Linked DNA regions of Homo sapiens: region 1 is linked to region 2. The links are chromatin loops, found by intact Hi-C in ENCODE. Cell type or tissue: gastrocnemius medialis. All regions are shown on one strand. Region 1 overlaps HPGDS (hematopoietic prostaglandin D synthase). Region 2 overlaps PDLIM5 (PDZ and LIM domain 5).

The links. Peaks named below come from ENCODE experiments on the same cell type or tissue, not always from the same donor. Only the 100,000 strongest peaks of a DNase experiment are listed, where the experiment ranks them.
Region 1: it touches region 2 in a loop (3-fold over the local background); 45 of 110 quality-filtered maps call a loop at or near these places.

Annotation. Positions count from the first base shown.
Region 1 is chr4:94,301,718-94,306,717 of GRCh38, reverse strand. It overlaps HPGDS (hematopoietic prostaglandin D synthase), which reads left to right. Exons shown (of 6, transcript NM_014485.3): 5 at 4,474-4,572. Among named protein-coding and RNA genes, the nearest start is that of HPGDS, 39 kb to the left of the region's middle. In gastrocnemius medialis, a CTCF peak has its summit at 2,149 (motif pointing left); no DNase peak of the experiment used is centred here.
Region 2 is chr4:94,593,293-94,598,292 of GRCh38, reverse strand. All of the region lies in intron 7 of PDLIM5 (PDZ and LIM domain 5), which reads right to left. Among named protein-coding and RNA genes, the nearest start is that of PDLIM5, 140 kb to the right of the region's middle. In gastrocnemius medialis, a CTCF peak has its summit at 2,213; a DNase peak (open chromatin) is centred at 3,152; H3K27ac peaks cover 3,749 bases.

The DNA of each region.
Region 1 (5,000 bases), 290 kb after region 2:
TGTGCTTCTAAATTTATAAAAATTCTTAGGCTGTTTTCCGCTAAGAATGGGGAAGGGACAGCTGTCTAGTAATGTAAAATGAAGAACATCCCATGCTAAAACCGCTTAATAGTTTTCCACCAATCCTCATTTTATCCCCTCCCAAACCTCCTTAACCCCAGTTCTAGACATATCCGGTCATTTCCTGAGCCATTTAAGGATTTTGTGTTGTTGATAGGATTGGTTCTTGGCTTTCCCTTCACAGGTGCCATTCACCCATCTGCTTACTAGCTTCAAATTTTGTTTGCTCTTATCTCCTCTCTTTCCACTTCCTTGTGGGTTCTATCTTTTTAAAAATATTCATTACTGTGGTTTAGAGATGAATGCAAAATGATATATATTTGTCAAATTATTCATCTTTATGCAGAATTCTAAATAGACGTCTTTATTACAGCTTCTAGTGGTTTCCTTTAGGACGCTCATCACAGTCTCTATTTTAAAGAGACTGGCAGGTGGTGTGTGATTACTTGTTTGTTGTTTGTCTCCTCAAGCTGGATGCATCGTGGGGTAGGAATCATGTCTGTATTATTCAACTGATCCCCCACCGCCATCACAGTGCCTTTTACATAGTAGGCATTACACACTTGTTGAATAAGTGATCAGAACCACACTCATCAAATGCACACCATGTGCCTGTGTTACTCTCAGCTCTATGTGTTATCTCAGTCAGCCCTCCTCCCACTTCAAGATAAGTGCTTTTTATTGTCATGCTCACTTTCCAGATGAAGACACTGAGAAACAGAAGTTACAGAGTTGCCCAAAGTCACACAACTGACAGAACTGTGAACTGAGCCCAGACAGCTGAATTTAGATCCCATAGCCTCATCACCTAGGTATACAATTGCTTAAATTAGTAACTAATTTAAGCATTCCTTTAGAATGAAACTGCTGTTATCCTCATCTTCCAAGTAAGAAAACAAGAGTTTCATGTAGTGTAAACAACTTACCCAAAATTGTTCAGCTAGAAGTGGTGCAGAAGGAATTCAAATCGTCACTGACTCAAACCCCAGGTTCTTAACCACTGGGTATAATACCACAGTGCAAGCAGCTGTTCAAAACAGCTGCGCATGAATATTTATGTACATGTTAAAGCTAAAGCCTATAGTCGAAAGCCACAGCACAAATAGCAGGCAGTCTTATCAATTTACTTAAGCACATATTTAAGCACATACTATCTACTTAGTATTTATTGTAAATACTATTTAATTAGCACCTTCTGATTTGAATAGAGATATCCGGACACAAAAGTATTTACATTGACTAACTCCATGATATAAATGTAAGGTGTGTAGGGTCTGCCCACACACACACGTATATATATAGGCCTAGCCAGGAAATAATGAAGCTCAGCTTTGATGATAGAAATACAACTTTTTGACATAAGTACATTTAGGCTCTGGAGTCAAACTGCCAGGTTGAATCCTGATTCCCTTCTTACTAGCTGTCACTTAACTCCCTATTTATAGTTCAAACTCTTTGTAAAGTGGGAATACAACAGGCTCTACTTTGAAGTATGTTGGCAGGATTAAATGTTAGCATATGTGCCTATGGCTAGGTAGGAAGTGTTAAATATTAACTATTATAATTAATAGTGTTATATACTTTGGTGTTAATTGTTTTTACTATTTGTCAGACATGGCATCTGTATTTTACATATCATTATAAATGTAGAAACAGATGCTCTCCAATTTAGAAGTGTCTAAAGATTTTTGTTCCATGTACCAAACACCCCCCTAATGTGCAGTCTATCAATTTATCAGTTTGCTCTTCTCTACTTTTCTATTTTCTACCTTTCTGTGGCTGAGGCTCCATAACAGAGACCACCTCCCAGAGGAAAATATTCTTCGAACATTTATGATAAGAGTAACACTCTACCTTTGTATTAGAATAACAACTCTCTTACATACCACCAATTCCAAAAAAACAATTTCAAAGGACACAGCAATCCAAGTTCATGATTAAATCATACAAAGGCAGAACACGTTGCAGAAACATTGCTGATAGCTATAGACTATCTAATTAACAAGCAGGACTTGGCTAATATATAATGAAAAATGCACTGTTCTGTATTTCATTTCTTAGACTGTTGGTAGTGGGCTACATTGCTGCCATCTTGTGGTCAGGTGAAAATTTCAAAGGCAGAATATTGATGCACTTAAGATGGATAGTGAATATATTCTTGTCATATACACCTTAAAAATCTACCAAATACACACAATTTTACAGTATTTATTACTAAAAATTCCATTTCCAATAAAAAAAGAATTAAAAGCAAAAGATGCCTTTGGATATTGGTCACCATGACAATCCTTGAACTCACCATTAGTGTTACTTTGGTTATTTAATGTATCTGTGTTTCCATTTCCTCATCTAAAGAACAGGATGGGGAAGAAGAATGAGAAGGCCTGAGGACATTCTGATGTCGTGGTTCCAACACAAAATAATTTTGGTAGTGCATATCTGAAAATGCTTTTGAGAAATATACGAACCTCTCTAAAAGTCATTTGTTAAACTTTCATAGCAACAAATTCTCAGGGTGAAAAAACCTCCTCTGAAAAGGGAGGCTAGAAATTTCTGAATCCATCAAGTAAAGGAGTGGCTATCTAGGATGGATCAGGAAATGTGTTTTTTAAAATATATCTGGAAAAAAAAAGAAGTGTAATCAAATCTTATCTTCTTTATGTTATTTTGGTTGATTGTACTTTAAAATGAAACTTAAATACTAATTACACTGTTTATTAATTTACATTTCATTAGACTGAAATAATTCACCAAACTTACAAAGACAATCTGGGCTCAAGGAGAAGTCAGTAGCACAGATATAAGAGTTTTATTTGACTCTGCATATACACAAACATTGGTGCACCTGAAGCTCTGGAAATGCACGTTAGAAGAACAGAATTTGCCAGGAGTGCACACAGGAGTTTTTGGAAAGTTGTCCAACAATCAAATTGGCCATTACTTTTCTGACTGATGCCAACTGAGGTGAGCAGATCTGTGGCAAGCACCACATGGTTATCGACTCACTGCCCTTCAATGGGATTACAAATTCTGTGTAAGCAGCAGAAAGACTCATAACTAATGTTTTCTTTAAAACTATGAACATACTGACCACAGAGCACTTTATAGAACAAGGGAAAGAACATAAAGTCAAAATAATGACAAGCTTTATAAGCTTCGGTTTTTAAATCTGGCAAACATATGTAAGTACATGTTGAGTATCCCTTATCTGAAATTCTTGGGACCAGAAGTATTTCAGAATTGGGGTTTTCTTCAGATTTTGGAATATTTGCATTATACTTACTGGTTGAGCATACCAAATCTCAAGAACCGATATCTGAGATGTTCCCCTGAGCATTTCCTTTGGGCATCATGCGCATGCTCAAAACGTCTTGGATTTTGGAGCATTTTGGATTTTTGGACTAGGGAGGCTCAACCTGTATGTAAGGATGCTTTTGCAAATTGTATTCTAAATATAAGGCATTATGTTGTGGTAGTATATACCATCTAGCTAAGTCATAATCATAACAGCAAGTAAATCAGCAAATTGGTACAGTATCCACTATCTGACTTATCTTAATAAAGGTTGGATTTCATTATAGATCATTTAGACATATTAATAAATGATATATACATTTTATATTTTTGAGTTTGGCTTCTATTTCATAACCAAGACTCAAACAGGCAGAATTCTTATATATAAACAAACATCTCTTATCAAGAAAGAGGCCTTGAGTAAATTATTTGGTCTTCAGAGCTTTAAGTAGAAAAATGATGACAATTAAAAAAATGGATGTTTTATATATATTTTCCTAAGGATGTTAATTTTTAAATAATATTTGTTTATATATCAAGAGGGGATAACTAGATGATGCATTTTGTAGATGATATTCAAGATGGACAAATCTGATAATGAGGCACAATGGTAGTCCAATGAGAAAATACATAAAGGCCCAAGATCATGATTCATTATAAACGCAATAGTGAAACGAAGAACTGCCAAACTAGAAGAGTCTAGCCTTACGAAATAAAATAAATTTCTTTACCTTCAGTTACATTATTTAGCTTTAAAAAAGCTAGGTTAAGAAAGAGGGAAATTTTAGGAATCTAAAAAGACAAGAGAATCATTTCACTTTAGTAAATTTAAGAAAAAATAAGATTTTGTGGGTAAAATATTTAGTCATTATACACAAAGAAACTAAGAACTGGTGACACAAAACTATTTTTTTAATCCATGAGCAATAAAGAGATGACTCACATCTATAGAGAATCAGACCTAAATCTCCATGTCATAAATTTGAATAAAAAATCTAGCTACTTCTCTTTCTTCTTGAATTCATGTGGGAGAATAAAGATGGAGAAATCTACTTCCTCCTCAGATCATGTTACTTTTCTTCTCATTATTCTTAAAGTGATATTTTCTCCTTCTCCTAGGAGCAGATGTTCAATGAGCTGCTCACGTATAATGCGCCTCATCTTATGCAAGACTTGGACACATATTTAGGGGGGAGAGAATGGCTTATTGGTAACTCTGTGAGTATGTTTTATATCTTAAAAAATTCAAGCAAATAAAAGGACAAACCAATAGAAGTATAAAAACTTACTGAAAAAAAGTTACCTATAGGGAGGGGATAGAATTTACAGCAAGAACAAAGGTTAAACTTCTTTAAATAAACCTTTTTAAAAAATAGATTTGACTTTGGAACCATATTTTATATAATTATATATTGGCAGCGAAAACTTAAAAAGCTATCCTAAAAATCAAAGCAAAGTAAATGAACCTAACTATGCAAAAGAGGTGCATAGAGAACACACAGAATACATATGTACTCTACTAGAGAAGAACTATTTCAAGAAGTATCATTTGTAAAACACACTAATCTGATTATACATCTAAGACAGATATCTCTTAGCTTAGAACAACAAAAAATCATATACTATTTTCAGTAATCATATTGTTG
Region 2 (5,000 bases):
AGGAGCCATACGACATGACTAACTCTTACTGGGTTTATTTTCTTTTAAAATTCCCACTTCTCCTTTGATATTTAGGTTTGCCAACCTTATTGGTTATTGAACATGTATGCTATATCTCCCTGCTTCATGGTACTCACAAATATGGGCAGCAAGTTGTGGATCTCCTCATCCAAGTCACTAATTAATCCTTTAAACAATATTCTTTGGTTAAACTACTTCAACCTTTTATGCATTTAAAAACATACTTATCAACCTCATTTCATTATTAAATTCAAAGGAATTTTAAGGGTCTTTCTTTGATCAATTGTTAAAATTAACATCTCTCCCAATCTATCCAAAATGTGTTAAGTTGGATGTGATGTGTTTCTTGAGAACTTATTCTGGGTCTTGGCAATTCTGCCCTCCTCTTCTCAGTGCTCACTAGCCATGCTTTTCAGAATGCCTGCTTGACTTTTTTCCAGATGATCTCAAGTTCAAATTAGTTTATGGTTAGAAGTTAACTTTTTTTTCCTTTTTTGAAAATCAGTACTATATTTTCCTTTTACCACTCTTCTATTTTCTTTCCCATCCAGGATTTGAAACAAACGCAGATAGTACTCAGTGAATCTCATCTGTAAGTCCTCTACATACCCTGAGCGGTAAGTCATTAAGAAAAAGAGTCTAGTGAGAACCATTTAGAATCACTTTCTGTATGGGGGGCTTCAAATCCCTCCAGGATATAAATAAACCTCTGGGTTTTGGTTATTTTTATTTGCTGTCTTTCAACACAGAGCATTTATTAGTTTCACCATCACCCTTGACGACATCACTTCTGTTTTTTACTTATCCCTTGAATAGATGTTATCTGATTGTTTTACCTTTCATATATAAAGGATTTTTGGTTTTACTGTTGGTGGGTGTACTTTTTGTAAACATACCTGTGATGCTGCTCCAACATCCCTGCTAAGAGCTTTGCTGATTTTAACAAGTATGTGATTCCACTGCTGTAAGCCAAGGGTAAACTTGATTCCACCAAATTTGCTTAAGTGTTACTTCTCTGTATTAAAGCTTCAAGTTCACTCACTGTCTAACCAATGATACACAGCTACCTGAAGACATTAAAATCTTTCAGAAATTTATTCTCAATTTTTTTCTTCTTATAAATTACTAGCATATCAGGATAAAGAATAAAGTGTGTGAAGAGGCAAAATAAGTGTGTACCACTAACTTGAAAATTCCGCAACAGGTGTCACCTTAGTTTTAACACATTCTTCTGTTCAAAGATATAAATTCAGAATCTTTGGGAGTAGTTAATTAGGTGCATCTGTGAGATGAACACCTATTACAGAGTTGGACACAGGAGTAGCATTCAAACAATACCCTTTAATAGATACAAAAATAGAAAAACACAAAAGAGAATACATGGACACATGAGACTAATTTTTAGATAAAAGCAATTTGTAGATAGTTCTTTAATTTGACTAAAAGGAAAGTGAAGATGTCTAAATATCCATACCTGTCATATGCTTTATACTATATAATATAATATATTGGTTCAATTTTCTTTTATAAAATCATATCATTCTAATAAACAAACCTTCACATAATATAAAAGTAGGAAAACTTGGACTTCTGAAACCTGCAATGTGTCTGAAATACATAAACTAGAATAGCAGCAAAAGATAGAAATTAAGCCTTCCATGATTTTGAAGTCTGCCTATCATCAATGCTCTTAATTAACTTTTGAAGTTGTGATTTCTTTTGAAGAAAAAAAAAAACTAAAGTGCAGGAGTCTTCTTCAATACTGAGTTTTAGTAAACATAAGTTTCTTTAATTATCTGGTTTAATTCAATAAAATAATTTTATTGTGTAATTTACTTCTCTAAAGGTGAAATGGAAAACAACTTATCCAAACAGCATTATAAGAGAAGGACTACCGGTCTGACAAAATTCTGCCTCTAAGGAACGTGGTGAATATTCTGGGATTATGAAAGCCAACTTGGCATATTACGAACACTGACTTTTATAAATAACAGATCTTTATAAGTGCTAATAGTACACGTTTAATTTGGTAAACAACAACAACAACAGGCATTTCCAGCATTAAACAGAATTAAACAATTTGGATGTGAAAATACATAGGAACTATGTTTCTTGGCTCAATAATTTTTAAGTACTAGTCTCACAAGGAACTGAAGTGTAGTAATTACTTATGTTCAACAGATGGCGACCTTTACATTGTAGTCAGCAAAACAGTATTTGCATAAAACAGTATACTCAACCAGCAGAAAATCAAAGATCAATTACAAATATTCCATATTTTGCAAGAGACAAAAATTACTTGATCATATACACCATTTTTTGACAGGTGGTTTTTTTACAGGTTGGCAAACATATTTTGTGGGAATGTATCTTGCTGTTCTATTTTTTGGGGCAAGTCCAATTGCTAATTCTTATCTCATGAAAATATGTGCAAATATCAGGCTAGGGAATAATTCCTGCTTTCTTTGCATAGCTTATTAAGAATAGCAGCTTTAGGTAATATACTCAACTAACGTGTCTTAATAAGGATATGTCACAAGACACCAGTATGTTTGTGAAACACAGCAATAATGAAGACATGGGATGGGTCAGCAAACTATTTCTTCATTAATCTATTTTGTGTGGGTCAATGAATATCAACAAAGTTTTAAAAAAACTTACAAAACAGTATGTTCAGAAATATGTAATTTATGCTTCCTAAATTTTCAATGAATGTACAAAGGTAATAGGTTTCTCCTTAAGAAGTAACATTAACTCTATTCTTCCAGTGCTAAAATTCCATTCTGATGGCCTTCAGCCAGAAATCATGTGGGCATTATTTGGTGCTAGAAGATAGCCTACAAGAAGACGGTTTCCCGGCTCAACATAACTGTTTTAGTTTGTGTATTGTAATTGGTAACCTGAGTTTGAATTGTTTTTCTACTAAAGGGAGAAGCAGTCACTCCTCTCCTAATGAGCATTTTAATTCTTTGACAATTGGGAAGCCATATCATACCTTATAATTCTTAACCATTGATATGGTTTGGCTCTGTGTCCCCACCCAAACCACATGTCAAATTGTAATCCCCACGTGTTGAGGGAGGGACCTGGCAGGAGGTACCTGGATCATTGGGGTGGTTTTCCCATGCTGTTCTTGTGACAGTGAGATTGTTCTCATGAGATCTGGTTGTTTAAAAGTGTGTGGCACCTCCCCCTTCTCTCTCTCTCCTGCTCCACCATTGTGAAGATGTACCAGCTTCCCCTTCACCTTCCACCATGATTGTAAGTTTCCTGAGGACTCCCACCCATGATTCCTGTTAAGCCTGTGGAACTATGAGTCAATCAAACCGCTTCCTCATAAATTACTGTCTCAGGTAGTTCTTTTTAGCAGTATGAGAACAGACTAATACAACCATAATAAATATGTGAAAAATCAGAACCCATCATTCTTTAAGCAAGGGAGATAAAGAAAAGACTGATAAAAATGTTTTGATCATTATTTTAGATATCCTTTTGCTAAACTAAAATACCACTTTATACTTATATATAGCATTAAAAATTTGAAACTACAAAGATTGATATTATTATAATATAGTAGAAAATTGAGAACATGGTGAGATCAAGAAAAACATTTTTTAACTTAAATATACTTTGACAATATGATTTTTTGGCATAAATGTGTGTGTGTGTGTGCATGTATAACATAATTATCTCTAAATAAAATTTTCTATGGTCTCCCATAATTCTCTATTCTGGTAGGCCATATATTATTAATAACTTTCTATTATTAATAGTTACTGATAAGATGGCTGTTGCCTCTTTTAAATCAATGTTGTAGATTAGATTCTTATATTTAAACATTTCCTTATTAATGATAAAATTTTCTCTATTAGTATTTCTGTTCAGAGCACTAACTAAGCATCTCATATACCTATTTCTAAAATTGTTATTCTCTCCTCATGGGAATCACCATGCTCTTCATGTTGAAACACACCAAAAACACAAAGGAAGACATTAAAAAACAAATGTTCATTTAATGAAAAAAAGTCTTTCACTAATTAACAAACAGAAAATATCAAGAAAAAAGTGTCAACTTTTGGCAATTAGATTACTCCAACAAAGTACAATTCCCCTTTCAAGTGACTTAGGTATGGTTTCACTTTACTTTCAATATAGGTATTAATGTTTTGATATTTTAATGTCTTGATATTTATATCGAACTTATATTCCATTAGAGATAGTGTGTGCCACGCTGTAAACAACTTCCCTAAAATTAGAGAATTGGAAAAATATGCAATTATATATAATTAGTAACTTTTAGTACCAAACATGGTGGGGCATACTAAAATTCTCACATTCAAAGAACTTTTACTGTAGTTGAGAAAAGAGAATATGGAGACAGATACCTGTCATCCAAAGGTAAAAAGGAAGCACCAAAAGAGAGGTGACAACAATGCTTCCAATTGGGTCCAAGTCAATGATTCTACTTAAGAATAATTTTTTCTTAAATGACAATCTGTCAAAATGAGGATTAGTATACAAAGACAGTTAGTGTATGTTATGGACCGAACTGTATCCCTCCATTATTCATATGTTGAAGCCCTAACCCACAATGTGACTATTTGGAGATAGGTCCTTTAAAGAGGTAATTAAGGTTAAATGAAGTCATAAGGGTGGGACCCTGACCCAATAGAACTGATGTCCTCATGAGAAGAAGAGACCCCAGAGCTTTCATGAGAAGAACAGACCCCAGAGCTTTCACTCTTTCTCTGTGCCCCCACAGAGAAAAAGCCATGTGAGGAGACACAGTGAGACAGTGGCCATACACAACCGTTAGGAAAGGCCTCAACAGACACCAACTCTGCTGGCACCTTGACCTAGAACTTACAGTCTCCAGAACTATGAGATAATAAGTTTCTACTGTCCCACCTAACCAGTCTGTGTATCTTGTGGCAGCCTAAACTGACTGAAAACAGTATATTTCTAACTGAAGAAACAGT